2 separate regions of the Homo sapiens genome follow, and region 2 is linked to region 1. A link is a loop called in an ENCODE intact Hi-C map of the cell type or tissue named here. Cell type or tissue: OCI-LY7. All regions are shown on one strand. Links, peaks and the distances in the headings refer to the core of each region. The heading gives the core; the rest is flanking DNA.

Region 1 (2,938 bases), core at 96-2,595:
CTTCTGTAATTTGGATGCAGTACTCTTTGTAGACAAGGGAATACGGTACGATTAATGAGATTTTTCCCACCAACACCTCCTGTTCTCTCCAAATGAAATTTCCGCATCTGAAAATTGAGAGTAGGGAACGGAGAAAAAAAAAATCAGTCACATTTTAACTTACTGCCAGCACGGTCCATGCTTATAATTGCCAAATATTTTATATTAAAGAAAACAAGGTGTGGGTTTTTTTTTTTGTTTGAAACCTTGTAAAATTGTGGCTTACGTAAAAATGAAATAAGTATAGAACATGGCTTTTTAAAAATATCAGTGGCAATGATAATGACACTTTATATTGTATGCTTTTGGTCGCATTAAATAAACATATGTTGAGCACATACTGTTTGCCGGGCACTGGATCTACTAAAAAAAAAAAAAAAAAAAAAAAAAAAAAAAGCAAACCTTAACTGTAACTCTGGATTTCTTTTACATGAACTTCAATCATTTTAACAACTTACTCTAAAGAAAACCAAGAACTGCAGCTCTACTTGGTTATATTGTTAATGAAGTCCTTGGAAAAATTTAGTTTATATGCTTTGATCAGATGGGGATTGACATACTTAAGAGTTTTATTTTTAATCTGAAAATCCACTTCAATCTTATGCTCTGGGTAAACAGTCATTACAGAAGCCTGACACAATTCTGTTTTTTCAAGAAGCAGGATTCAAGGTTTAACTTCAAATACAAATTTGAGTAAGTTATACGGATTATTCCTTTTAATTCTTTTTTTAAAACACAGGGTTTATGTGGATGAAGTTTCGTTCTTAATCTCCATTTGCCTTAAGAATTAACTTCTGCATTGTGGTTTAGATTGAGTTTAAGATTGTTTCAGATTTTAAAATGTATTTTTAAAGGTGTGTCTGGAGGAAGATATTTGTATGTCAAGCACTGTTGGTTTTCATAGGAAGTTCAAATGTGTTTTCAGCAGCACTGGACGTTTTTAGAGTTATTTTCTTCTCCTAGCATCACACAGGTGCGCAACTTTATAGGTCCAGTCTCTTCTTTTTGCTTCCTTCTCTGCTTCTTTTTCTTTTTCACTAACACCAGTTTGCATAAATGAGTGCACTGTCGAGTTCACGTGAATACCAGACAAAAATACAGGTGTCTTCATAATAATCAGCTCCTCTAAGTCTACTTTCCAGTTTCTGCTTCAGACTCAGATAAATCCTATATAAAGCAGACGACACAGTTATTTCTAGAGGAACTGAGGTTACTGATTAGAAGGGAACGTAATCAGGTAGATTGAGCCGGTGAGGGAAGAAACCATTGCTGTGAGAGGGGAGTGTTTGCAAAATGCTGTCTGTGAAGCTGAATCTGTGAGAACACCTCACTATTCACGGCAACCGGAGTGGAAGAAACAGGTGCAAAAAGATTGTGTGTTTGTCTGCTTTTGTGAGGCTGGTCAGAGATTCTGTGCCTGCTTTATCTGTGCTTGGCTATGACTCTACCTCCAGGTTTACCATACCCCATAGAATGTGTAAGAGAAAAGTACCAACAGGGAAATCAGCAAAAAGCTTTCCTATGAAGGTGTGTAGCCAGCCTCCGCAGAATTTGAAATGTCTGAGGTCTCATCTGGTGAGTAAAAGCTGCAGATAAATGCAACAGCCATTCAGAAGAATGATAAATTCCACAAGCATTCAGAAGCAGGCTTCCCTAAAGGTGACTCTTTTGGTCAATTTGCAACCCCTGGGATATATTTGGATGACTCCTGTTCCATATGCCTTTCTATAAAAGTTAAATTGGGGCTTTTGTTGTGAGGAAGGGAAGAAAGGGGTTTGACACCAATAACCTATAGGATAATGCAAATCACTGAAATAAGAAGGAACCCATATTCTACTTTTTGGGTTGTGGCTTTAATGAACTTTGTCTTCAGGTATCTAAAATTATTTCTAGTATGAAGAAAAGAAAAAAATATCCAGACCTTAATCTATAAACGATAATATTTTTACCTCAAATTAAATTTCTAAGGACGTAGACTACATTCATAAACTCATTAGAAAACTAATGAGGGATTTTTATATTAACAATAGAAAAACCTGTGTTTCACATATATATATGGGCTTATTTATGCATATATGTACATATGAATATGTGTATGTGTATATATATACATACACATATACACTCACATTTTTAAGAAGTTTTTAATCAAAGAAGACGGAAATAACAAGGATCCTTGTGAATAGTAATTTAGACATGTTTAGACAAGCACAACTTATTAGGAAGCAAACTGGGACAATTGTAAACAGTAATTCCAGGCTGCCTAATTATCTGAAATATCTCAGAATGATTTTAGAGGTTAAACACTTATTATTAAATGGTAGCTTCTAAATAAAGTGAAAAGGTGTAGTGATTTATCAGGTTTTTTTTTAATTATAGAATATCCTAAAATTCTAAATTAGCATATATTCTGTTGCCAATATATACTGTCAGTATATTTGAAGTATATTAATTTCTAAATTATGTTACTTTTATTAAAATTCCAAAGAGTTTCTGACTTGGACAAGTTTTCTCTATCTTTAGGAAGACAGCTAGTTTTTTTTTCAGGGGGGTGAGCTAAAAGAGTTAGGATAAAGTACACCGCATTAAATTAAAAACGTGTGTTGGGAATAAAGACAATCCAAAGTTAAAAGTCTATTTGGATCTCAAATTTTCCCATAACTTGATTTGTAAGAAAAGTTACCCTTTTGCAAGTCTTCTCTCTCATTTGGTCTGGACTAAGTGGTTGTCATTTCTCACTTACAGATTGCTGTTTTACTAATCTCTTTATAAATATATTTTTTAATTTTATATCTGTATTTTATTCATCAGATTGTCCTGGAAGTACAGAGGCCAGTTGATGGTTTATGAGTTCAAGCTGAGCCGAATATAGCTAAGCCCTGTCTTGCCTGACATTTCA
Region 2 (2,938 bases), core at 291-2,790, 130 kb before region 1:
TAATTTAAAATATAAATGTTATATTTCCTCTCATCCTAGAACAGAATAAAAAGATTTTGAAGGATTTGTATTAATCAAATAAGCTAGAAGCCACGCTTTTCTAGGAAAAATATTAAGAGAAATGTAACCATGCTTGACGCTAGGATGGTGTTACCATCAAACTAAAGCATAATTTCCTCTTTCTGTGACTGTTGAATACTAATTTTTAAACATTAGGAATTGTCTATTATACTTTATTATATCATGACTACTCAATGTTTTGACATGAAATTGTCCCTAATATATTTGCTAATATTTGAAACTAGTTCAAAATTATCTGGCAAGAAATTTGTGGCTTTATCCATATGATGTATAGCATGCTAGCTTGTCTATGCAGAAGGACAATAATTAGACAATTCAGAGAAGGTGATAATATTTATAGCTTATTATAGAAATATATGTAAAGACTTTCTTGATTGTAAACATAAATATTATAAAGTATAACTGAGCTTTTGAGATTATCAGGAAACCAAAGTATCTACAAAATCTAAACTTTCACTCAAACCCATGGTCAGACTGTCAATACTAAATTGAAAAATTAGACTCCTACACAAGTTGTGAAGTTTTTCTTTCTTCATGCATATGATTACAGAAAGGCAGGTATGGATGGCCTAATTTGTGGAATAAATCCAACCACTTTTGTAACAGCTCAGATAACAAAAATCACTAATAGAGAATGTGATATTTTATCAAATTGGCTTTGTTTTTGTTTTTATTGTAGCATTGCATAAGATCAAAGAAGAAAATAAATGATTCAATTAAAGGAAAAATACTGAAAGGCAGGACACAGAAAAAGAGAGTTTTAGATGTGGAATTCTTTTGAGAGATCATCTAGTCTGTTTACAGATATGAAATCTGGGGAAACACAGAGGTGAATTGTCCAAGGCTTTGCAGTTATTGAAGCATCAAAATCATACATATATCCTGCTTCTAAACCTCCCTCTCAGTGTTCTTTTCATCTATGGTTTTAAAATAATCAAGTGGTATTTGTTAAGAAGTTAGAATTTTAAGATATGGATTATATAAATCCGATTTATATGGTCAAGTTTGACTAATATTAGTAAATTTGATTGTTAGCAACATAAACATTTCTGGAGTACCTTTCCTATAAAATACGGATGACAATCTCCTTTAGCATTGTTATTCCGTCTGGGATAAAAAGCACTTCCCACATTTATTTAGAAATGTAATGGATGTGTTCATTTAACTCCAATGATATAATAATTCTCTATTGACTACATTCAGTATAACAGTGATGTTTATTTGGAATTCCCCTTGGACTTCCACTTAGATTTGTTAAATATGAGGTGATTTGAATGACTTAACTAATGACATTTGCTCAATGTCTTAAGTTTTTCTTGATAGTTGGTAAATATCTGTTCATGATCAAGAGTGTTACACCAAGAATTTACTTTCAATAGAGTGCCATAGATATCACTTACTGTGCATTCTCTGTGTTTATGTGTAAACATATAATAGATATTCAAAAGTAATATAACCTCTCCACATTATAAAATAATGCACAAATATAAAGAAGGATAATATATAAGAAAATAAAATGGTGTAATTGCACACGTGAGGTGTTCTATTTTATGTCAAACTATTTCTTAAAATCATTCAAATATCTTTTAGGTTACTAAAGGAGCTTTTGTCATATGAAAATCATATGAATAGACCATCACATTTTGCAATAAGAAGAAAAAAAAATTTAACTCATGAAATCAAAACCTTTATCCAAAACCACCTTTGTTCCTCAATCTTGTCCAAATTTTGGGTTTTTCTAAACAAGTTTTAATAACTCTTATTATTTTATATATTTACCAAAGCAATCAGTCTGTATAAGATTTACATTTTAGCATGCTGTTTTTTCTCTGATTTATTTCTTTCGAATCATCACATCAAATAATAAATCTTAAAGTTGTCAATTAAAATTGATTTCAAATGTTTTGTATCTCCCCACTATTATAAGAACTATATTGTGAAGTCTATATCAAAATATAGGGGGAAAAGCCTAAGGTCGCAAGTGAAAATTTTTTTTCTAAGACACATTCAAAAATTTGCTAACCATTTTTGCATATCTCTAATTTGCCCCAGACCCCAAATTTTAGGATAATGATAAACTTTTAGAATTTGTTAATACAATTTTTATAATTGAATATATCATATCTTTTTTCAAGTCTATGTTTTTTAATAAACCTGAGAGCAAATATTTAAAATCTCTTTTAAAAGCATCCAAATCGTAACAAAAAGAACTGTACAGTGTAAACAATAGTGTATGCTCCAGACAAACAAAGCCTTGTGATGTGAAATAAAGCAAATTTGTGTATAATTAAGCATTACCAGTACTGTTAAAATATAGGTTTATAAACTGGCAAGAATATCGGGAACATATTCTCAGATATTCAAATGCAAAAATGGAAAATATTTCATTTTTAACGGTGAAATTTTCTGCTAACTGTTTACAAAATAATATGTACTTATATATAGAAATGAGTATAAGCTATTTTCTTTTAATGGCTAGTTTCTCATTAAAGGGATCATGACATTAGGCATATTAAGAGTTTAGTTTGGAAACTATTTTAAAATATTAATAAAGAGCTATTGCTAATTAATGATGGGATTTTCCAGTTTTATACATGAATAAATTACTATTAAAATAACAAAAATTGATAACTAAGAATGGGGATTAGAGTTTGAAAAATTTCATTAGTATTTATGGATTTATTGGTTTCCCTCATTAGAGACTAGATGACCATCAGAGACGGTGATATTTTTACTTCATAACCGCTTATACCTGTTGTAAAATATCGAGAGGCCATCAGAATTTTGTCACTTAGAGAAGGGACTGGAAATTTTTTTAGGTATTCTTTTGCCAAGCATACTTGCTCTATTTAATGGA

What was found. Hi-C counts contacts between places; a loop is a spot of excess contacts. Peaks named below come from ENCODE experiments on the same cell type or tissue, not always from the same donor. Only the 100,000 strongest peaks of a DNase experiment are listed, where the experiment ranks them.
Region 2: a loop joins it to region 1, with 2.0 times the contacts of the local background. A loop is called at or near these places in 1 of 110 quality-filtered maps.

Annotation. Positions count from the first base shown.
Region 1 is chrX:33,126,823-33,129,760 of GRCh38, reverse strand. The region is part of intron 1 of DMD (dystrophin); the gene reads left to right. Among named protein-coding and RNA genes, the nearest start is that of DMD, 83 kb to the left of the region's middle. In OCI-LY7, for the core only: no CTCF peak of the experiment used is centred there; a DNase peak (open chromatin) is centred at 1,170; H3K4me3 peaks cover 2,165 bases; H3K27ac peaks cover 2,500 bases.
Region 2 is chrX:33,253,611-33,256,548 of GRCh38, reverse strand. It overlaps a transcript of DMD not described here. Among named protein-coding and RNA genes, the nearest start is that of DMD, 44 kb to the right of the region's middle. In OCI-LY7, for the core only: no CTCF peak of the experiment used is centred there; no DNase peak of the experiment used is centred there.